Regions from separate parts of the Homo sapiens genome. Here region 1 is linked to region 2. The links are chromatin loops, found by intact Hi-C in ENCODE. Cell type or tissue: endothelial cell of umbilical vein. All regions are shown on one strand. Links, peaks and the distances in the headings refer to the core of each region. The heading gives the core; the rest is flanking DNA.

The links. A loop is a pair of places that touch in the nucleus more often than their neighbours do. Peaks named below come from ENCODE experiments on the same cell type or tissue, not always from the same donor. Only the 100,000 strongest peaks of a DNase experiment are listed, where the experiment ranks them.
Region 1: a loop joins it to region 2, with 5 times the contacts of the local background. A loop is called at or near these places in 2 of 110 quality-filtered maps.

Annotation. Positions count from the first base shown.
Region 1 is chrX:120,730,221-120,742,382 of GRCh38, forward strand. It overlaps the pseudogene GLRX5P1. Among named protein-coding and RNA genes, the nearest start is that of C1GALT1C1, 110 kb to the left of the region's middle. RefSeq lists an enhancer at 6,267-7,466. In endothelial cell of umbilical vein, for the core only: no CTCF peak of the experiment used is centred there; DNase peaks (open chromatin) are centred at 4,691 and 7,011; H3K27ac peaks cover 3,559 bases.
Region 2 is chrX:120,667,818-120,679,979 of GRCh38, forward strand. No RefSeq gene overlaps it. Among named protein-coding and RNA genes, the nearest start is that of C1GALT1C1, 44 kb to the left of the region's middle. In endothelial cell of umbilical vein, for the core only: no CTCF peak of the experiment used is centred there; a DNase peak (open chromatin) is centred at 4,794; H3K27ac peaks cover 2,918 bases.

The DNA of each region.
Region 1 (12,162 bases), core at 2,675-10,674, 63 kb after region 2:
AAAGTCAGTGCAAAGGTGCATTATGAGGTTGCTGCATTGGGCAACAAGGGCTGAATTCTGGTTAGACTGCTTGGGGGAAGCTATAGAACATTCTCCCAGAACTCTCCCTTTGATGGATGAGAGGTTGCAGCTCTCATCCACCAGTTATTGTCCCCCTCATTTGAGGGTTATCTCCAAGGCTAGGAGGTGTTTTCATGTGGATTGGCTTTCATGAAGGCCTTGAGGGCAGAAGCAGAAGAGAGAAACTTGATTTTGGGGCAGGATACTGTTTGTTAGGGTGATGTGAGTCTGAGCTTACATAGAACTGTCTACCCCAGCTCTGGCTGAGCAAGGTGGAGAAAGAGGCTGTGATGTAGGGCACCAGAAGCATTTATTCCACTATTGAATCTGGGTAGTGAATACCTGGACTTTCATTATCCTATCTACTCTACTTTTGTACATGTTTGAAGTTTTTCATAATAAAAAGTTAAAAATTCTAATTCAGAATCCTAGGTCATTGGGAACTGCCTTAAGTATTTAGTGGCCTTATCAAACCTATAGATATTATACATCCAAAAAGCTAGATATTACAAGGACGGTTCCCTGATAGTACTTTGAAGCACTCCATCAGATACTAAAGTCCCTGAACAAATCACAGTCAAAGGCTAGAAGACAGAATAGTTGAACTTGGGAAACAGATGGGTGTGCATTCCTAAATTACCACTTTGACTGCATTTAGTTCAAAAAAGTGTGGTTACAAGTTCCACTGAAGAACTTGAACGTGATATTTACATATACCCAATCATATATAGTCGATTTCTTTCTTCAAGAAGTGCATAAAGTCTCCACATGTTGGGACAGAATCAAATTCTTAGTGACAAAGCTGTTTGCATCATAGTTCAGTCTTCTTAAAAAATTCTGATTATTTTATCTTTAACATTAAACATGGCAGTATTTCACCACTGAGCTAATAACTACAGGTTCTTTAATATTCTGAAAATGTGGCTATAAAATATGTCTTCAGCAAGGCATTTGAATATGAGAAATGCTCTTTAGTGGCATTATCATTTTCATAAGGTCCCTTTCCCTATCCCTTGTATCAAAAAGTTATGGGAGAGCAGCTTCTCTCAACAGCTGGCATGCTTAGTGTGGAAAAGTGGAGATTAGTATTTACTGCTTATTTCTTTGTACAGCATGCTGGGAAGACATCTTCTTAGGGGCCAAAATTTTATTATACTCACAGTATTTGTTTTTTTCAATACTGAACTGTGATCAGAAGGCATGTTGCTGATCATTGTTAATCAAGTCGTGAGTGGCTTCACATACGGGTGCAACCTCTTTTATTTGCTACATATTTCTGGGCGGCAGTCATGGCTAATGCTCTTCAGAATTGGCCGCAGTGCCCCTTTTCCAATCTACTTCATGACTCATTAAAAAAAACCACTTGTTAACTAAATTAAAAACCTTTCCTTTTATGAAGAGAAACTAGATCTCTCCTATATTGCTGGTGGCAATGTACAATGGTACAGCTACTCTGGAAAAGAGTTGAACAGTTTCTAATGAAACCAAACATGCAACAACCATACAACCCAGCAATTACACTCATGGGCATTTATCCCAGAGATTTAAAAACTTATGTTCATACAAGAACCTGTACACAAATGTTCACCGCAGTGTATTCCTGATAGCCCCCAATTGGAAACAACCCAAATGTCCTTCAACATGTGAATGGTTAAGCAAACTGTGGTATATCCATAGCATAGAACACTACTCACAAATGAAAAGGAACATATTATTGATATGTACAACATCTTGAGTGGATTTACAAAAATTGTACTAAGTGAAAAAAGGCAATGACCCGATTATATATGATTCCAAATGTATAACATCCTTGAGATGACAAAATTATAAAAATGGAGAACATGTGAGTGGTTGCTAGGAGTTAAGAAGGGGGTGGAGTTGGAGATAATGGGTGTGGCTATAAAAGGGCAACATGAGGGATCCTTGTGGTGATGGAACCATTCTGTATCTTGACTGTATCAATGCCAATATCCTGGTTGTGATACTGTATGGTGTTGCAAGACACTGTCATTGGGGGAAACCGGGAAAATGGTACATGGTTTCTCTTTGCAGTATTTCTTACAACAACTGCATGAAAATCTGTATCTAAGGTAACAAGCATAATTTAAAAAAAAAACCTCTTTTCTCTTATAGCATGGGATTTCAGTGTCAAAAATGTGGAGCACTTCTCCCGTGTGTGTTTGTGTGTGTGTGCGTGTGTGTGTCTGTGTGTGTACATACCACTCCTATGCCAAGAGTCTGCATATCCGTGTTTTTACCTGTCTCTAAAGTAGAATATCTGCTGGTGTCCACATGTGATAATAATTGCCTTTTATATTGTGTGCCATAGATATTACGGATGTCCTATGACGTTGTTATAAAAATTCTGCTGATGACTCACTCTGCTTTCTCTAAGTCACTTTGTCATTGATATTGTGCCTGGTTTTATAAGCTTCTTGGCAATGAAGTGATTTGTACTTGTTTTGCCAAGAGGTCTAATAACGTTGAATGAAACCCCCATAGCTTTTATATCTTCCCTGCCTTCGTCACAATATTCATCAACTTCATACAGCAAAGAATTACTTCGTGCTTGCTTTCAAAATATTCAATTGGTTTATCACAGGGTTAACTGTACTTTGATTAATAATTATGTAAAAGCGGCCGTGGGCCGAGGAGAGCTCTAGGTGGCCAGCCAAAGACCTGGGGCGTCGTGGGCTTCGGCGAGCATGCAGGGATGAGCGGGTCCCTCGGCCGAGCGGCGGGCTCGGGTGCGGGCGGTGGTGTTTCAGGGGAGCGGCTGGACGCACTGGTGAAGGACAAAGTGGTTGTCTTCCCTCAAGGGGACGGCGGAGCAACCCCAGTGCGGCTTCAGCAACGCCATGGTGCAGATCCTGTGGGTGCACGGCGTCCGCGACTATGCGGCCTACGAAGTGCTGGACGACCCCGAGCTGCGACAAGGCATTAAAGACTATTCCAACTGGCCCACCATCCCGCAAGTGTACCTCAACGGCGAGTTTGTGCGGGGCTGTGACATTCTTTTGCAGATGCACCAGAATGGGGGTCTGGTGGAAGAACTGAAAAAGCTGGGGATCCACTCCGCCCTTTTAGATGAAAAGAAAGACCAAGACTCAAAGTGAGGGCGCCCGGGTCCTCCCTGAACAGAGGGAGCCGTTCGTGTCAGAGACTCACTGCCAGAAAAACCTTACCGATTTTGGTTTTCACTACTGAGACAACTGCGTTGCACTGATCATTTCCGTTCGTGAGCAGTCGGGTGATTTTAGGTTGTCTGGTGTTTGGGCTAATAAGATTTTATTGTGAGCTTAATTACAACCACTGCACTGTAATAATTCAATGCTGTATTATGATATTGCTGTAAACAAAATTTGTTCTTATATTGCCATTTATTTTTTGCCTGATTCAGGAGTTAAACTAGGAGCTTTGGAATCATTATTCATGACCCCTCTGCAAATATGTCAGTCTGCAAAGACAATATCTTCCCCCAAATTATGTATAGCTTCTTCCGTTATGGAAAACGATGGACAAAGAAGAAACTGTGATAACTGGGTTTTTTTTTTTTTTTAAATAAACTGCCAACACAGGAAGAAAGTTATGTAAAAGCTTTGATGACTTCGTGCTACAATTTGATACATTTTATTATAAAGAGCATGCTGGAGACTGGGGCAAATGGATGGCAGGTCTAATAAAATCAAATTTTCAGACATTTATCTTCTTACTTCATATTTGCATTTTCGACTGCTTATATGATATTGTCACACACACACAGGCTTATTTTTATTGTTACTTTAATATTCGACAAACCTTTTTTCCTTAGTAAAGTTTATTTTTCCAACATAAAAGTAATATAAAACTTGGAAAATACAGCAAAATAAAAAGAGGAAAAATCAACATAATTTTACTGCCCCAAAAATCCCATTGACTTTTTTTTTTTTTTTTTTCCTTGAGACGGAGTCTCGCTCTGTCGCCCAGGCTGGAGTGCAGTGGCGCTGTCTCGGCTCACTGCAAGCTCCGCCTCCCGGGTTCACGCCATTCTCCTGCCTCAGTCTCCTGAGTAGCTGGGACTACAGGCGCCCGCCACCACGCCCGGCTAATTTTTTTTCGTATTTTTAGTAGAGATGGGGTTTCACCGTGTTAGCCGGGATGGTCTCGATCTGCTGACCTTGTGATCCGCCCATCTCGGCCTCCCAAAGTGCTGGGATTACAGGCGTGAGCCACCGCGCCAGGCCCTGATAGAGATTTTGTTCATTTTTTTAAATTTGTTTGCTTTGTTGATAGCTTGAGAGACCTTCACATTTCCATGTACCTGAGTCATCAAAATTTCTAAATCTGGTGGGTTCTTCACCCTAGAGTCCCAAGAGTGCCATAAGATACATCCTGGCATGGCAGTGGCCAGAGGGGCTGGTCTGGAAAGGGTGACAGAGGCCCTGATGTCTCAGGGAAAAGCACTCAGCATGAACCAGTAATCTGCACAAGGGTCGACCTAGTCCAGAAAGAACTTTTCCTGGGCTCGGTTCCCACCCTGGTGGTCACATCGCCGTGACTCAGCAGGAAGAGGCCTCCCCAGAGCCCAGGTCTCTCACAGTTAAGTGTTGTCAGAGGCTGCCGCGTGGGCCAGCAGTCCATCTCATTGGGTTAGCAGCAGCATTCCAACCCACAGGATTTGTTCACAGGCTGGAATGCTGGCCTCAGGGCTGGGCAGTGGCACTTCCTCCACTTGGTCCTGATGCTTGCAGTGATACCCTGTGGTGGTGCCATAAATCAGCTCTGCTCTGTGCTTTCCCAGAGAGATTTCCAAATGAATTGCCCTCCAAGCAGGCAGCGTGAGATACCTCCTTTCAGATGTCATGAACTAGATGGAATTTTGTTTTTACTAGAGGGGGGTAAATAGCAATGCCAGGCTATGATGTTGGAGTCTATTCAGTTTGCCTCACTTGACCCACATGTCAGTTATGAGCTAAACCTCACAGGCTGTCTCCTCAGGGTTAGTGGTTATTTTTCCTCAGCTAGAGGGAAGAACAAAGGAATGGAGCCCAGATGCACCAGAATGGGGACCTGGTGGAAGAACTGAAAAAGCTGGGGATCCGCTCCACCCTTTTAGATGAAAAGTAAGACCAAGACTCAAAGTGAGGGTGCCCGGGTCCTCCCTGAACAGAGGGAGCTGTTCGTGTCAGAGACTCACTGCCAGAAACTGTCACAGCAGCTGCAGGTTTGCACACCCAGTGCTTGACATTAGGCAAACCCCCTCATTTCTCGGGGTCCTCGACCTCCTCAAAAGTTTTTTCTTTTTTTTTTTTTTTTTTGAGACAGAGTCTTTCTCTGTTACCCAGGCTGGAGTGCAGTAGCATGATCTCGGCTCACTGCAACATCTGCCTCCTGGGTTCAAGTGATTCTCTTGCCTCAGCCTCCTGAGTAGATGGGATTACAGGCATGTGCCACCACGCTTGGCTAATTTTTGTATTTTTAGTAGAGATGGGGTTTTACCATGTTGGTCAGGCTGGTCTCAAACTCCTAACCTCAGGCAATCCACCCACCTCGGCCTCCCAAAGTGCTGGAATTACAGGCGTGAGCCACCGCACCCAGCCGGAAGTTTATTCTCTTAACTGGAGCTCAAGACTTCAAGACCAGTCTGGGCAATATGGCTAAACCTGGTCTCCACAAAAAAATACCAAAGGTATCCAGGTGTGGTGGTGAATGCCTGTAGTCCCAGCTACTTGGGAGGCTGAGGTGGGAGGATTGCTTGAGCCTGGGAGGTGGAGGTTGCAGTGAGCCAGGATCGCACCACTGCACTCCAGCTTGGGTGACACAGCAAGATCATGTCTCAAAAAAAAAATACATAAGGATGGTTAAGAATGTAATTTGACAAAAAGAATGTAATGTGATTGCTGTAAAAAATCATAATTAGCCTTACATCTCAAATATGTGGAAGGTATGTAAAGAAATAATATTATTGCTTTTTCCTCTGTCACTGGCTAGGTTTCTGGGAATGATCAGTGGCCCTGGATCACCCAGAGTCCATGCACCACACTTTGAGAAACAGTGCGTAAGGGAAAAGTATATGCTATGCTTTAAACACATTTATTAATACATTAAGTTTGATTCTATTTAAATTGGTTGAACTTTATTATACTTGATCATGAAGTTTCTATCATGGGTAAAAAATTATGACAAAATAGATGCTTTTTACTGATAGTTTGGCATCTTCCTTAATAATAGACCTGTAGCCAGGGTGAGGATGTCCAGCTAGGTACTTACGTACATTTTCCAGCCCGCTTTGTGGTCTGGTGTGGCTCTGAGACCAGTGAAATGTAAGTAGGAGTGATGTGTGCTTTTTCTAGGCCCAGCTCTTTAAACTTTGCACATGTGCTTCTCTTTACTTTTTTCCTCTAACAGAAGAAATATGGATGTGCCCATAGCACACATTACTCAGCTTTGAAACTGGCAGATAAGGCTGTTGCCTTACAGAAGGGCAGAGAAACATGAAGGAATCAACCCAAGTCCATGAGTGACTGAATGAGTTGAGTAGGCCACCTATGTGCTCTGGACTGTCAAGTGGAGAGAAACTTGACAAGTGGTGAGTTCTTTGACTCCCTGTACTATTGGGTTTTTATATTATAGAGGCTTAGCCCTTTAAGCCTGATAAAGCCAGGGAAACTTGGAGGTCTGAAAGCTCCGATTGGTAGCTTGTGGGGAAGAGTGGCTCTTGGTGGCACAGGACAGGTGGGAAGGAAAAGGGAGTCAGGATTTGGCACAAGACTACCAACCATGGTAGGTGGGTATGGCAAGTGCGTGTCCAGTTGATTTCTAAGGATGATTTTGGTGGTACTGCCAGGTAGGGGAGATAAGAAATAAGGAATAAGCTTGGTTGTGAGTCATACAGAAGTGTAGTTTTCTTATGAGAAAGAATAACTGAGTCAGGGGAAATGGTACCACTTAGTCATCCAGTTTAGGATTAGAGAGAAATGAAATCAAGGGAGCCACATCAGGCATAGGTCATCTCTGGGTCACCTCATGCAGGATCCAGGGAAGTGACACTTCTAAGCTTCCTGAAGGGTCCCTGGGGCTCTTGCTACTTTTCCTACTTTAGTCATGATTAGCATAAAAACTGTGGTGGAACTGTGGTGGCTTCATTAGTGGCTTCAGCTGTAAAGACTTGAAGCTGGAACAAATCAGAGATAAATCTTATTTACCTCACTTATTTACCTTTCATCTACATATGATTTAGTGCCTCAGCCACTGCTAGGGTACCTTTCTGTAAACTGGAAAAAGTGCTCCTTTTTGGGTTGGGGGCATGGCCTAGCAAGCACATGTATCAAACTAGGAAAGGAAAGCATTACTTGGTGAGTACAGTGCAGTATGGATTTCAGCCCCCATTCACCTCCATGACTGGGTATCCTTTGTGCAGTGAACAACATGCACAACTGTACATGGTGGCCTTGCAGACTACCAGAGGCACAGTGAGCATGAAGAGTGAAGTTGGAGAGTAAAGAAACAATTCAAATGTAACCTGCTGGCCAGAGGTACTTATAGGAAAGGCAAAAGAGAAGCAAAAGGTGAAGGGTGATTTAAGAACAGTTTTAAACTTAATATCTGAAGGGCCATCCCCAAATAGACAATATACTTTCTTGTATCTTTACCTTTGCTCATGCTGTTCCTCATCTGAAGTATCCTCTCTGGTTATATGATTCCTACACATACTCCAAAGCTTACTTCTAGACTTAACCTTTCCAAAAAGCCTTCCGTGAACTCTGTAGCTTACAAAGATCCCTCCCTCCCTCTTTACACTAAACTCTGACCATACTGCACTTAAGTTTCTGCCTTACATCATGCTCAGTGATTAGCTGGCCTGCTTTCCTTTTTGGCTGATTACTTCGTTTCTGAAACCATCTCTTGTGCCCCCCCCCCCAATAGCTATGGGAGTTTATTGAACTTAGTATTTATACATCAGTCTCTCCTCAGTGGATTCTAAGCTCTGTCAAGGCAGGGACTGTGGGTTTTAAAAAAATTTCTATCCCCAGCCAGCACAGGGCTCAACAAGTGTTTGTTGAATAAACAAATGGGCAATCCATGCTCAAAAAGATGTCTATTTGTTTGAGTGACCGAGAGCCTGGAAAATTTCTTCTCCAGTCCCAAACTATGTTTTTATTCAGGGAACCTCCGCTAAGCTCCCCACAGCAGGGTATGGGGACCACTTGTGACCAATTAACTTAAAATCTTTCCCCTGTTCAGACACTATTTTAACAAATCCTTGCAGTAGAAAGAGCACTGTGCTCATTGGGTGGTTCTAGTTCAGTTCTGATACTAACTAGCCATGTGACTTTGAGCAAATTGAAATCACCTGCCTGGCCAGCCTTAGTTTCCTATACTGTAAAATGAAAAAGTAGCTTTAATAGTCTGCAATGTTGTAAAGCAACATGATAAACAATGTGGTAATTGAGCTGAACTGTGAAAATATATTCATATCCATGGTAATACCTAACTCCTATCCTAGCTCAGCTTGAAGCAATTTTTCTTCGGCAGTGAAACATTCATAAGATGTTTTATGCGCCCCATGACCAATAAACAGCTGTAGGAAACTTGGGGAAAATATAACTCTCCCTCTTGGCCTGTATAATTTTACTGTTGTTGTTGTTGTTAATGGGCAGCCACCACTTCTTCTCTCTCCTTCATGGGGCTTATTTGTTCATTCTATTTAGGGTTGGCAGGTTCATCAAATAAAAGTGCAATATGATTCCTTCATATTTGTTCAGCACTTCACAGGTTATGAGGAAGCAGGTTAATGTATTAGAATGCAGAATGGCAGAAATAGCCTTGCTATCTAAAGTGTGTCCCCCCAACTGATAGCATTAGCATTACCTTGGAGCTTCTTAGAAATTCAAACTCTGAATCCCACCCCAAACCTACTGAGTCAGAATCTGCATTTTAACAAGACCTGCAGGTGATCATGTGTACACTAAAATTTGAGAAGCCCTGGGCTAGTTCTAACTGCCTCCTCCATTTGCTCAACAGCTGTCCCTAAACTCTGGAGTAGGAAAAAGGGAGTAGAGTTGCCCAAAATATGAACTCTTCAATTGGCTCCTTCCTATATTGTAGGGACTATCACACATGTGGTGGTCTTACAGGGCAGTGCATAATAAACAGCAGATAATGTTAAGTTTTCTGTCAGGGCCATCTGCTCAAACAAAGTCAGAAACCACATCCAAAAAGAAACCACATCTGTAGTATGATGAAGGCACTATGTCTAGGCAAGGCTGGACCTGAGTCAAGTTGTCATCTCTGCCTGGTTGGGATATCTATGCCTGTGAATATTCTTGAACTCTCCCTTTTGGCTACAATTCTTCACTACAAGGTTCTCTCCCTTTTTCTTTCAGATACTGAGTGTCCTCCTCAACCAAAGTGAACATTTAGAAAGGCATGTACTCTACTGTAACATTAAGTACAGTAGGTGTTTCTCCTCACCTGGGCTCTATATTCTCAGTTCTTTGCAAACATCCTCTTAAAGGGATTTCATTCCCCCAAGTAGCTATTGGAATAGGGTATTTTGGAAGGGTCTGGGTCACATACTCCACCTAAGAATAAAGCCAGCTCTGCTTCTAGGCTCTCAGCCTCAGCCTTACCCATATTCTCAAATCTCTCCACTCGCTCAGCCTCTCATACAGTTGCCCTTCCTGCCTTCACAAGTCTCTGTCTCTTTCCACTTCTCTCCTCCCAATTCGGGTCAGGCTAGACTGAGGATGGCTAGACCTTAGAGATCGGCCAGAAATACAGAGACACGGAAGTGATCTGCAGATGTCAATGAAACCAGAATAGTAAGAAATCCAGAGAAGGAGGCATAGTGTGATACCAGTTGGTCTGATAAGAGGGGACTAGGAACTGGGATTCAGAGGCAAGAAAGACTTTAGTTCTCATGAGAATTAGGGAGTCAGTCTCAGCTCTGGGAACCTGACATGCTGACCAGGGATCTAGCAGAAAGGGAGAGTCATGACTGGGCACGGGTAATTGGCAAGAAACCAGGGACTGGACAGAGGTTCTGAGGTCAGAAAAGGGCCAGAAGCTGGGATAGATTTGGACCTATGGCTGGGGTTGGTGGCTCCAGGAGTGAAGGCTAGAGTCCTGTGCTGAAGTTCCACCATTTGTTTTATTCATTTGAGATATAGATTTCGCTTTATAGAGTGGAGGTTAAGAATGTTGGCTCTGGAGCTAGATGGCTGGGGTTCAATTCTGTCTTCATCTCTTACCAGAGGTTTGACTTTGGTAAGGCTCTTAATCTCCCTGTGCCTCATCTGAGGGATGCTGTGAGGCTCCAATGAGACAATGTATGCTAAATGCTTAGCAAAGCACTGGCCCACAGGACATCCTAGCTAAATGCTATGCATGATGATGGTTAGCCCTCGAACTCCATGCCTCCATTCCTCTACTCCTCAAATTCCCTTCTGGTCACTGGGACATGTTCCCTCTGCTTAAAACAGCTTTTTTCCCTTAACTCCTTTTCATCGTTTAGGCCTCAGTTCAGACCTCAGTTTCCATAGGGGTCCTTTCCCAGATGCTCTTGGAATGGGTGAGGGGTTCTTCCTTGTGCTCCTATAGCACTTACACTTTTTTTTTTTTTTTTAAGACAGAGTCTCACTCTGCTGCCCAGGCTAGAGTACAGTGGTATGATCTCAGCTCACCTCAACCTCCACCTCCCGGATTCAAGCGACTCTCCTGCCTCAGCCTCCCAAGTAGCTGGGATCACAGGCGTGCACCACCATGCCTGGATGATTTTTGTATTTTTAGTAGAGACTGGTTCTCACCATGTTGGCCAGTGTGGTCTCGAACTCCTTACCTCAGGTGATCCGCCTGCCTTGGCCTTCCAAAGTGCTGGGATTATAGGCATGAGCCACCGCACCCGGCCAGCACTTACACTTATACATCATGTATTGTAATTGCTCATTTCCTTGTCTGTGTCTCCCATTAGTCCCTCAGCTCTACAAGTTTGGGGATTGTATCAGTTTTTTCCACTGCTCTCTCAGTTTCGCTGACACACAATAGAAATTTATTAAATGTTTGTTGATTAAATGAATAAAATGGTGAGAGACTTCAAGCTTAGGTGCCTTGGGAGAGCCATAACCAGACAGGATTCCTCTGTTAAAGCTTAATCTATGAGCTGCTGACAATTGTAAAGCCAGAGCCCCAAGGCCTGCGGTCACTTTCAGATGATGTCCCTTTCGGGAGGTGTCAGTGAAACCCACCTGCCCACCACCTTGCCTGTCTGTTTTCTGTGTGCTGTGTGGGCCAAGTAGTACTGGGAGGAGCAGCTTTAAATCTGAAAGTGTCCTATACATTTTCCAAGCCTCTGTAGCAGTCACCATTTTTCCCAAGCTAGCTTGTGTAATAATGCCTGGAGGCTAGTAAACAATGAACAATCCAATACCTTTCAAAGCATCCTGGAAGTACAATATTTGTGCTCCTTCTGTGGCATGTAAATATGTCTTATATCATGCAACATGCTGCTTTTCTAAATATTCATAAAATCTTATCTTAAATTTCTTTTATTTTAATAAAATGAAAATCTCGGTCTGTCTTTGTGAGCAAAATGATGTTTCCACCAACAAAGCTACTGGAGCCAGGCTGGGGATTGCAGGCTGCAGCGGCTTGAAGAGATGGACTTAGAAGTCACAGGGGAAAGGCTGGACGATAATTCCCTCCTTCTTCCTCCTGAACTCTGCTGATTCCATGGGGAGCAATCAGAGAACATTCTTGGAGACCTCTAAGTGACTATCTCCATGCCTAGCCTCATGTAGAGACATTCTACACATTTCTCTAAAACTTGCAGATGGCCGAGTTCACCTGGGAAGAGTTCATTTTGTGTGAGAAAAGTGGACAATTAACCTAGGGCAAGTGAAAATTGGAGGCAGGGATATAGCCAGCTGCTCTTAACAGAAAAACTAGTCATGCGTTCTTATTGCATGTTTGGGGACTGGGGTTAGGGCCGGAGAGTTTGACTCTCATTAGACAATTTGAAAAAAGTACATTTTAGCTTGGGGGACCCTTATTTCTCACCCCTTTATCAGAGGATAATTTAGAGTCGCATATGGGGTCTCTGGGTAGGGTTTTGCTAAATTTGCT
Region 2 (12,162 bases), core at 1,655-9,654:
ACGTATAATTGGACTGGCAAAACTGAGAAGTTTGCAGAACCCCTATATTGATTATTTAAACAGCAGAGTAAAATCTGTTGTAGGAGGAAAGGCAAGCAAAAGCCTCAGAAATTTCTCATCCCCTCTTACCAACATAGTAAGTAAATAAATAAATGAAATTGACAAACCACATTACATCCCAGGGAGAATTGCAGAATTTAGTGCCTTCAAAGACTTATATAATGCAGTCCCCATCAGATACCTATTTAATTCACCAGTGTGGCTCCTGAGAAAACCAGATAAATCACGGCAAATGACAATGAAGTACCACAAATTTAACTAAGTAGTAGTAACGACTGTAACAGCTGTGTTAGATGTCATATCTTTACTGAAGTAGATTAATATACGTGTATATATGGCTACTGGTCAAGTGAATGTTTTATTTTCCATACCCCTTTGAAGGTGGATCAGAAAGAGTTTGCATTCACATAGTATGGACGTCAGCACATGTGGTGAATGCTGTAATGGGGCATCCAGATTTCCCTTCAGCAATGAAGATGTTATTACTCTAGCTGCTGAAAGCACATCTAAAAGATGGCCTTTGGGTGCCAGTTCTCTCTAGAGATTACCATAGCTAAAGAAAACTGCCTCACCCAATTGAAACCTCATACCTCTTTCCAAGGGCAGCCCACACTCAGTGATTAGTCAATGCAGGGATATAAAGGCCCAGCCCTCTCAACCTAATTTGGGACAAGCAGTCATTCTAGTTCCAGAGCCTCCCATGGGGTTGGCTGAGGCCTTCATTAGAACTACATCATGGCTTCACTTCTCCCTCTGACTAATCCTCTTTCTTTCACCTCCTTTCCACAAGTGTTGATCTCAAGGGGCACTCCCTAATAAACACCCTGCACACTGGTCTCCATCTCAGGGTCTGTTTCTTGGGGAACCCAGACTCTGTGACAGTTGATGACAAGAGTGGTCTGAGAAAGCAGGTACCTTGATGGGATTTTGGATCTGGATCAACCACTGCCTAGATGACATCGAGGACATCATTAATGTTGGTAGGTGGAGCACTGATATTCCCTGACATAGGTAGAAGTGCAGGTAAAACTTTCATTGGTGAAAGGGGATACAGTAGCTATTGGGATATATTAGGCATTTGAGAACTATGGGGAGAATAGTAATCTTAAAAAAGATGGAATTTAGTAGCTATTCTGAAGTTTGATTGCTACTCTGAACAAAGATAACACAAAGCTGAAAGTGATTAATTAGCAATTTTAAGTTAAGAGTGAAAGCCATGGAGCCTCTTTGGTAGCATATAAAGAGGCTCTTACTTCCTGCAGCAGGATGATAGAGAAAGCTAAGGACCAGGTCTAGGACTTAATTGTAAGAGTAGTCAAGCTCCAAAGGTGGCTAACATATCAACTAAGACAAGTGTGCTATGCCAGGGTCAAGGCTGTGGTTGAAAAAGAAAGAGATCTTGACACATGGGATAGGGACTTCTGGGCCTGAAAATCTTGAATTCCCAGATTTCCCTGAGACCTCTGAGCTTGTAGAAGTGGCCTGCACCTTCCTATTAAGAGCTAGCATGCCCTATTTGCTTGAAGACAATACAGAGGCCTCTCTCTTGCAAGACAACATGTGCCTGCACCCCCTCCTCCTGGACATAGGGTTTGATTTAACTAGGGTTAAATCACAATGTAACCCATATGGGGATATGCTATGCCTGCTAAGATGTGAACTGGATAAGACTCTGAAACTGCAGCATCTGGTCAACATGTACTAGCAGGAGCTGGGAAGTAGGTATGGGCAAGAATTTTGAGAGTGCTGATTTTTTTTACTTTACGATAGTGCAAAAGCTGTAAGCATTAAGTAGAAACTGCACTTCAAGTACCTATACATCTGATATGGTTAGGCTTTATGTCCCTGCTCAAATATCATCTTGAATTGTAATCCCCATACTTCCCACATGTCAAGGGTGGAGTGGAGGTAATTGAATCATGGGGTCATTTTCCCCCATACTGCTCTCGTGATAGTGAGTTTTCACGATATCTGATGGTTTTATAAGGAGTTCTTCCCCCTTCACTTGGCACTTCTCCTTCCTGCTGCCTTGTGAAGAAGGTGCCTTGTTTCTCTGCCTTCTGCTATGATTGTAACTTTCCTGAGGCCTCCCCAGCCATGCTGAACTGTGAGTCAATTAAACCTCTTTCCTTTATAAATTACCCAGTCTTAGTCAGTTCTTTATAGCATTTATAGCAGTATGAAAACAGACTAAAACAACATCCATTCTGTTTTTTTTTAACTTTCAGTACCATATTCAATAAATTACATGAAATATTCAACACTTTATTATAAAATTGACTTTGTGTTAGATGATTTTGTCTGTCTGTAGGCTGAAGTAAGTGTTCTGAGCACATTTAATGTAGGGTAGGCTAAGCTATGAGGTTAGGATGTTTAGGTGTATTAAGTGCATTTTTGACATAGTATTTTCAACTTACAATGGATTTATTAGGATGTAACCCAATCATGAATCAAGGAGCATCTTCACTTCCGAGTACGTGCCCTAAAAAATAGAAAGCAAGGACTCAAGGAGGTATTTCTATACCCAAGGTCATAGCAGCATTGTCCACAATAGCCAAAAAGTAGAAACAACCCAAATGTCCACTGGTGGATGAATGGGTAAGCAAAATGTGGTATATGCCTACAATGGAATCCTACTAATTCTACAACATGGATGAAACTTGGGAGGGCTTTACGCTAAGCAAAATAAGCCAGTCATAAAAGGACAAATCCTGTATGATTTCTTTTTTCTTTTCTTCTTTTTTTTTGAGACGGAGTCTTGCTCTGTTGCCCAGGTTGGAGTGCAGTGATGCAATCTCGGCTCACTGCAACCTCCACCTCCCTAGTTCAAGCGATTCTTCTGTCTCAGCCTCCCGAGTAGCTGGGATTACAGGCGCCTGCCATCATGCCCAGCTAATTTTTGTATTTTTAGTAGAGATGGGGTTTCGCCATGTTGGCCAGGCTGGTTTCGAACTCCTAACCTCAGGTGATCCACCTGTCTCGGCCTCCTAAAGTGCTGGGATTACAGGCGTGAGCCACACGTGCCCGGCCATGATTTCATTTACATGAGGTACGTGGAGTAGTCAAATTCGTAGAGACAGAAAGTAGAATAACAGTTGTTGGGGGTAGAGAAGAGGGTAATGAATAGTTATTGTTTAATGGAAACAGAGTTTTAGTTATGCAAGATGAAAAGAGTTCTGGAGATGGATGGTGTTGATGGTTGCACAATAATGTGTAGGTATTTAATGCCACTAAATTGTACACTTGAAAATGGCTAAGATGAGCCAGACATGGTGTCATGTGCCTGTAGTCCCAGCTATTTAGGAGGCAGAGGTGGGAAGATCGCTTGAGTCCAGGAGTTTGAGTCCAACCTGGGCAATATAGCAAGAGCCTGTCTCTAAACAAACAGACAAAAAACATTAAAAAATGGCTAAAATGGTAAATTTTATGTTATGTGTATTTTACAACAAGTTTTTAAATGTTAAAAAATTCAGCCTTATTCTCATGGGCCCTATATTCTATTATAAGAGGCATATAATACCAAAGTAACAAAATAATATAACAAAATTATGTATATCCAAAACAATTTAAAGTTTTCATTTATTCCTCCCTCTTCCCCTAAACTTCTTTCCTCTTCCCAAAGGTAATAATTGTTATCAGTTTGGAATTACCCCCCCACGCTTTTAAAAATGCATATGGGCTGATTTGATCTTTACAAATTATATGAATGTATTAAATTATCACATGTACCTTGAAATGATATACAACTATTATGCATCAATAAAACATGTGTGTATAATGCCTATATAAATATATACTGCTGTGTTTAAAAACAATTACATAAATAGTATCATACTGTATGTGTTTTTCTCTTACTTTTTCCTCTCAGCAATATATCCTGGGGATTTTTCATGTCCATTTATACATGAAACATTCATACTAATCCACAGATGGCTGTGTCCTGGTACATTTAGCCTTTCTCTAATGAGTAGACATTTGGTATTTATCTCGTCTTTTTCTATTACAAACAATGTTCCAGCAAACATCCTTGCATCTGACTCTATGCCTCAGTCTTCAAACTTCTTTGTATAACTTGTCATCAGAAATGTGAATCTAACACTTCAGGAAGTACCAAGATTGCTATGAATATTAGTTTTTTGGACTATGGCTATATTCCAGGAAACTAATTACTTAAGGTAAATCATGAAAGAGTCCATGAATTATGGAGCTACACAAAGATATTTCACAAAAGAGTTACAGATTAGGGAAATGGAAAGGATGAAGCATGGGTGGAGAAATGAGCTGAGATAGTGGGAATAGTCCAGATAAGCTTGACTATCTTGAGGAAGTGGTCAGATTTAAATAGCAATTAGCAGTGTTTTCACTAGAGGAAAAGTAGAATATTGAGGTAAGATAGGATTATGTGGCAAACACAGGTTTGAATGTTTTGATAAATTAGGAGACTGAAGAGATGAGGCAAGGGATTTAAGTGAGGGTCTTAATGTGCAATATTGGAAATTACAATCAAAATGCCCAAACTCAAGGGGTGCACTTAGGAATGATTTGTTAATACATACACAGGCCTAAGAATCATTTTTATGGAACTCATTTCCTGTAGGGCTTTTCTGAAAGAACACTGTGCTCCTTTCTAAGCTTATTTTTCTTTGTTCTGATCGTCATTCTGCCCTTACTCGCTATGTTTGTTGCCAAGATCTAGGAGGCAAAAAATAGGCAAGAGAGCATGTCACAGTCCATGACTAGACAAGCTGTGTGACTCAGGAGGCCAAACAAAGGTCAGGGCACGGAAACCTGCCTTGGCTGTGCTCTTAAGCAAATGAATGGGTCAGTTGGCCTATCTTTTACAAAAATTTATCTGTTTATATGGCAATGTGCATTTTGTAATTGTTCTTTTCTACATGATCTTATGACATGCTGATTCTACTTCCATTATACCACTGATTTTATTCTGACTTGTATTATAGTTACTTATAATTTGAGGATGCAAAATGGTGGTGTATAGGTCACTTCTAGCCTATAGATATGCTTCATTTGGCTAACACAAGCTCACATTAAAAAATAGTTGCCAATATTTCAAAAATAGGAAGGTTCATACAAAAATATGCATTCCTGATTTCTCCTGAAAAAATGAAATCTGGCACACAGGGCCTTCATTTCCTCATAGCAACAACTGACTGGAACTGAGCAGTAGCTGCCCTTATTATAATATCAACTTGATGTTGAATCTGAAAGTTGGTTACCATTTTTCATGGAACTGACATTGTTATTCTTACAGTGACATTAGGAAAAAAAAGTGAAATACTTTTCTATGCCCAGTTTTTATAAAAGTTGGGAAACAAAAGCTAGAGTAAGGGGAGAGGACTGTTGTGCTTTAAGAATTGAAATATAGAGATGGGTTGAAAAATAGGTGAGGCTAGGAATAGAGAGCTTGGGCGAAACTGCTGAGAAGGCAGAATGACACGCACAAGGAAGTAGTTAGGTCACTTCTCTTACTAGGCTTCTCATGGGGGGCATCACTCCTAGGGCACATTGTACTGCCTCTCTGCCTTCAATTGAAATTTTCATTGAGCATCTACATCATATCAGTCACTGGGGAGACCGTGGTGAACAAAGCAGACATAGCCTCTGTTCTCATGGAGCTCACAATTGAACGGGGGAGCCAGACATTAATAAACACCATGAGGGAAGATAGGAAAGTGCTAGAAAACAAACACTAAAGAAGATTTTTCTAATTTAGCGGATCAGGGAAGTCTTCCCCGAGGAAGTGACACTTAAAATGGGGCCTGAAGAGTAAGTAGGAGTTGGTTAGGCAAAGAGGAGGGGATCAAGTTTTAAGGCAAAAGGAATAGCATGTGCAAATATCACAAAACAGGCAGGAATGTGGGACTACCGTAGATCTGACAGAGGCCAAGTGGCTATTGTTAGATAATAGAGATAGTAGCTGGAAGGGTTAACAAGGCCATACCATGCAAGGCCTTGGAGGCTATGGAAAGGATTTGTATCTTCAGAGCAGTGAGAGTCACCAAAAAGTTTTAAGAAAAATCACCATGATTTGAATTTTGCTTTAACTTTTGCTTTGGCCACCCAGCAGTGAGCTCTTATCCACAGTTATAATTCTCATTTATGTGTGTGTGTGTGTGTGTGTGTGTGTGTGTGTGTGTGTGTGTGTGTGAGACAGGATCTCACTCTGCCACCCAGGCTGGTGTGCAGTCTAGTACAGACTAGGTGGCTTAAACAACAGAAATTAATTTTCTCACAATTCTGGAGACTAGAAGCCCAGGATCAGCAGGGTCTTGGCAGGGCTGCTTTCTTCTGAGGCCTCTTTCCTTGGCTTGCAGGTGGTTGTCTTCTCCCTGTGTCTTCACGTGGTCTTCCCTCTGTGTGTTTCTGTGTCCTAATCCCCTCTGCCTATGAGGACACCAGTCAAAGTGGATTAGGGTCCACTCTAGTGGCCTCATTTTAACTTAATCACCTCTTTAAAATCTCTATTTCCACATATAGTTACACTCTGAGGTACTAGTGGGTGGGAGTTCAATACATAAATTTGGTGGAGGTTGCGGCGGCAGGGGTGGGGCGCACAATTCAGTCCAAAACAATAAATCATGTGTACCAGAAGCATCTGAAGTGCCTTGTTAAGAGTGTTACGCCTCCTGTGATCCATCTCAGAGTGACAGTGATTTAGAATCTACTTGTCGTAAGTCTCGGGACACGTAGGTTGTTCAGCTCTAGAAGCCCTCAGATTGGCAGGACTTCACTCTTCTCACCAGAGAATGTATGTCTGAAGGGAAGTCATGCTTCTACCTTTGTTCCTATAAATCCTGGGATGGAGGAATTCCACTGCTTCATTCTTCTCCAATTAATCTCTTCGCACAGGTCAGGCCCTGGAATATGTACTACATTTGCTTTGTAACCCTGGACATATACTCCCATCCAGCTCTCACAAGAGCAGAAGGCATGTACTACTGTCCACTCTGGTTTTGGTTGTTTTAATGTACCTCACATTTTCACATATATGGGAACATCAATAATAATACCAATAGTAATATTAATAGAAATACTATTCAACATTTATTGAATGCTACTGTATTTCAGGAATTATGTTAAGCATTTTGTACTATTGCATCTAATCTTTACAACAAAGTTATGGGGGCAGGTATAGTTGTATTAGATTGTTCTCATGCTGCTATAAGGACATATCCAAGACTAGGTAATTTATAAAGAAAAGAGGTTTAATTGACTCACAGTTCTGTAGGGCTAGGGAAGCCTCAGGAAACTTACAATCATGGCAGAAGGGGAAGCAAACACATTCTTCTTCACAAGGTGGCAAGAGAGAGAAGAATGAGTCAAGCGAAGGGGGAAGCCCTTATAAATCCATCAGATCTTGTGAGAACTTACTCACTATCATGAGAATAGCATGGGGGAAACTGACCCCATAATTCAGTTACTTTCCACAGGGTCCCTCCCATGACACATGGGGTTTATGGTAGCTACAATTCAGGATGAGATTTGGGTGGGGACACAGCCAAATCACATCATTCCACTCCTGACCCCTCCCAAATCTCTTGTCCTCACATTTCAAAGCACAATCATGCCCTTCCAACAGTCCCCCAAAGTCTTAACTCATTTCAGCATTAACTCCAAGTCCAATTCCGAAGTCTCATCTGAGACAAGGCAAGTCCCTTCCACCTATGAGTCTGTAAAATCAAAAGCAAGTTAGTGACTTCTTAGATACAATGGGGCTATAGGCATTGGGTATATACATCCATTCCAAATGGGAGAAATTGGCCAAAACAAAGGGGCTACAGGCCCCATGCAAGACCGAAATCCAACAGGGGAGTCATTAAACCTTAAAGTTTCAAAATGATCTCCTTTGACTCCATGTGTTACATCCAGGGCACACTGATGCAAGAGGTTGGCTCTCATGGTCTTGGGCAGCTCCACCCTGTGGCTTTGCAGGGTACAGCCCCACTTCCAGTTGCTTTCATGGGCTGGCATTGTCTGCAGCTTTTCCAGGTGCACGGTGTAAGCTATTGGTGGATCTACCATTCTGGCGTCTGGAGGATTGTGACCCTCTTCTCACAGCTCCACCAGGCCATGCCCCAGTGGGGACTCTGTGTGGGGGCACCAACCCCACATTTCTCTTCTGCACTGCCCTAGTAGAGGTTCTCCATGAGGGTTCCATCCCTGCAGCAAACTTCTGCCTGTACATCCAGGTGTTTCCATACATCCTCTGAAATCTAGGCAGAGATTCCTAAACCTCAATTCTTGACTTCTATGCACCCACAGGCCCAACACCATGTGTAAGCTGCCAAGGCTTGGGGCTTGCACTCTCTGAAGCAATGGCCTGAATTATATGTTGGCCCCTTTTAGCCACAGCTGGAGCTGAAGCAGCTGAGATGCAAGACACCATGTCCCGAGGCTGCATAAAGCAGGGGGCCCCTGGGCCCAGCCCATGAAACCATTTTTCCCTCCTGGGCCTCCAGGCTTGTAATGGGAGCAGCTGCCATGAAAACCTCTGACATGCCCTGGGGACATTTTACCCATTGTCTTGGTGATTAACATTTGACTCCACGTTACTTCTGCAAATTTCTGCAGTCTGCTTGAATTTCTCCTCAGAAAATGGGGTTTTCTTTTCTATTGCATAGTCAGGCTGCAAATTTTCCTAACTTTTCTGCTTCATCTTGAATGCTTTGGTGCTTAGCAATTTCTTCCCCTAGATACCCTAAATCATCTCTCTCAAGTTCAAAAGTTCCACAGATATCTAGGGAAGGGGAAAAATGCTACCAGTCTCTATGCATAGCAAATTCATCTTTACTACCGTTCCCAACAAGTTCCTCATCTCCATTTGAGATCATCTCAGCCCGAACTTCATTGTCCATATCACTATCAGCATTTTGGTCAAAGCCATTCAACAAGTCTCTAGGAAGGTCTCACAGTTTCCCACATCTTCCTGTCTTCTGAGCCCTCCAAGTCTCTAGGAAGTTTCAAACTTTCCCACATTTTCCAGTCTTCTTCTGAGCCCTCCAAACTGTTCCAACCTCTGCCTGTTACCCAGTTCCAAAGTTGCTTCCGCATTTTTAGGTATCCTTAGAGCAGCACCCCACTCTCTGTGGTACCAATTTACTGTATTAGTCCGTTCTCATGCTGCTATAAGGACATACCCAAGATTGGGTAATTTGTAAAGCAAAGAGGTTTAATTGACTCACAGTTCCACAGGGCTGGGGAGGTCTCAGAAAACTTACAATCATTGCAGAAGGGGAAGCAAACATGTCCTTCTTCATAAGGTGGCAGGAGTGAGAAGGATGAGAACTGAGTGAATGGGGAAGCCCCTTATGAAACCACAGATCTTCTGAGAAGTTACTCACTATCATGGGAATAGCATGGGGGAAACTGCCCCCATGATTCAATTACCTCCCACTGGCTCCCTTCCACAACACATGGGGATTATGAAAACTAAAATTCAAGATGAGGTTTGGGTGGGCACACAGCTAAACCATATCAATAGTAATCTCCATTTTACAGACGAGAAGCAGGATCAGAGAAGTTAAGTGATTTGGTGAAAGTGGTGTAGCTAGTAAATGGCAGACTCTGGATTCTAGCCCAGGTTATACACCTCTAAAGTACATGTTTTGCTACAAGGATAGGGATTTTTGCCACTAGGTTTATGAGAAATGTTGATCAGTAATTTTCTTTTCTTGTACTGTTTTAGTCTGGTTTTGGTATCAGAGTAATGCTTACCTCATAAAATGCATTGGAAAGTGTTGGCTTCTCTACTATTTCATGGTAGAGATTGTGTAGAATTGGTTTTTATATTCTTTAAATGTCTACCAGTGAAACCACTTGGACCTAGAAATTTCTTTTTTGAAAGGCTTTAAAATATGAATTCAATGTCTTAAATAGTTATAGGACTATTCAGGCTATTTATTTAATCTTGGGTGAGTTTTCACAGCTTGTGGTATTTGAGGAATTGGTTTATCACATAGAAGCTGTCAGATTTATGTGCATAGACTTATTTGTAGTATTCCCTTATTTTCCCTTTCAATGTCTGAGTCATCTCTACTGATATTCTCTTTAATTTCCTATATTGATAATTTGTGTCTTGTTTTACATTTATCAGTTTTTGTCAGATTTGTGAATTGTATTCATCTTTTCAAATAATTAGCTTTCATTTTAATTGATCTTCTCTATTGTTTTCTGTTTTCAATTTTGTTAATTTTTCCTCTTATTTTTATTATTTTCTTCATTCTGCTTGGTTTTGGGTTATTTAGCTCTTTTTGTTTTAGTGTCTTAAGGTGGGAGCTTATATTATTGACTTGAGTCTTTTCCTCTTTTCACCTCAGATATATTGAAGTACAATTAACAAATACAGTATAAGTTTAAGGTGTACAACATGGTGATTTGCTATATGCATATATTGTGAAATGGTTACCACAATCAAGTTAGTTAAGAATCTATCACCTTATGAATTTGCCATTTTTTAGTGGTGAGAACATTTAAGATATCAAGTATTTAGCAGAGAATTTTAATAAACTATGGTAATCATGCTGTAGATTAAAATTACCAAAACTTCTTCATCTTATAATTGAAAGTTTTTACCCTTTGACCAACATCTCCCTATTTCCTCCACTCCCCTGACAACCACCATTGTACTCTGCTTCTATGAGTCTGACTTTTTCGATTCTACATGTAAGTGTGATCATACAGTATTTGCCTGTTTGTGAGTCTGGCTCATTTCACTTAGCATAAGATCCTTCAGGTTCATCCACATTGTCACAAATGACAGGATTTCCTTCTTTTTATGGATGAATAATATTCCATTGTATGTATGTATGTATTTATCTATCTGTCTATCTATCTATCATATTTTTTTCTCCATTCATCCATTGATGGATGCTTAGGTTGTTTTCATATCTTGGCTATTGTGAATAATGCTGCAATCTCTTTGAGATGCTGATTTTGTTTCCTTCAAATATATGCCCAGAAATGGGATTGCTGCATTGTATGGTAGGTCTATTTTTAGCATTTTGAAGAACCTCCATACTGCTTTCGTACCAATGTACATTGTCATCAATAGTGCATAAGGGTTCTCTTTTCTTCACACCCTCTCCAACTCTTGTTATTTCTTACCTTTTTTGTAATAGTCATCCTAACAGGTGTGAGGTGATATCTCATTATGGTTTTGATTTGCATTTCCCTGATGATTAGTGATTTTGAACATTTTTTTCATATACCTGTTTACTATTAGTATGTTTTCTTTGGAGAAATGTCTATTCAGGTCCTTTGACCATTTTTAAATTGGGTTGTTTGGAATTTTTTTTGAAATTGAGTTGTTGTATGAGTTTCTTATATGTTTTAGATATTAACCCCTTATCAGATATATGGTTTGCAAATATTTTTTCCCATTCCATAGGTTGCCTAGTTATTTTGTTGATTGTTTTCTTTGCTGTGCAGAAGCTTTTTAGTTTGATATAGTTGCACTTATTTATTTTCATTTTGTGGCTTGTGCTTTTGTTATCATTTTCAAAAAATCATTGCCCCTCTTTTCTAATACAGGTTGAGTGTGTCTCATCTGAAATTATTGGGACCAGAAGCGTTTTGGATTTTAGATTTTTTTTTCAGATTTTGGAATATTTGCATAAATATAATGAGATATCTTGGGGATGGGACCCAAGTCTAAACACAAAGTTCATTTATGGTTTATTTATTTATTTATTTATTTATTTTGAGGCAGAATCTCTCTCTGCTGCCCAGGCTGAAGTGCAGTGGCACAGTCTTGGTTCACTGCAACCTCTGCCTCACAGGCTCAAGTGATCCTCCTGCCTCAACCTCCTGAGTAGCTGGGATTACAGGCATGTGCCACCACACCTGGCTAATTTTTGTATTTTTAGTAGAGATGGAGTTTCACCATGTTGGCCAGGCTGGTTTCGAACTCCTGGGTCCAAGTGATCCACCCGCTTCAGCCTCCCAAAATGCTGGGATTATAGGCATGAACCACTGCGCCAGCCTATGTTTTATATATACCTTATACACATAGCCTAAAGGCAATTTTATACAATATTTTAAATACTTCTGAGCATGAAGCAAAGTTTTGACTGCAACCTCTCA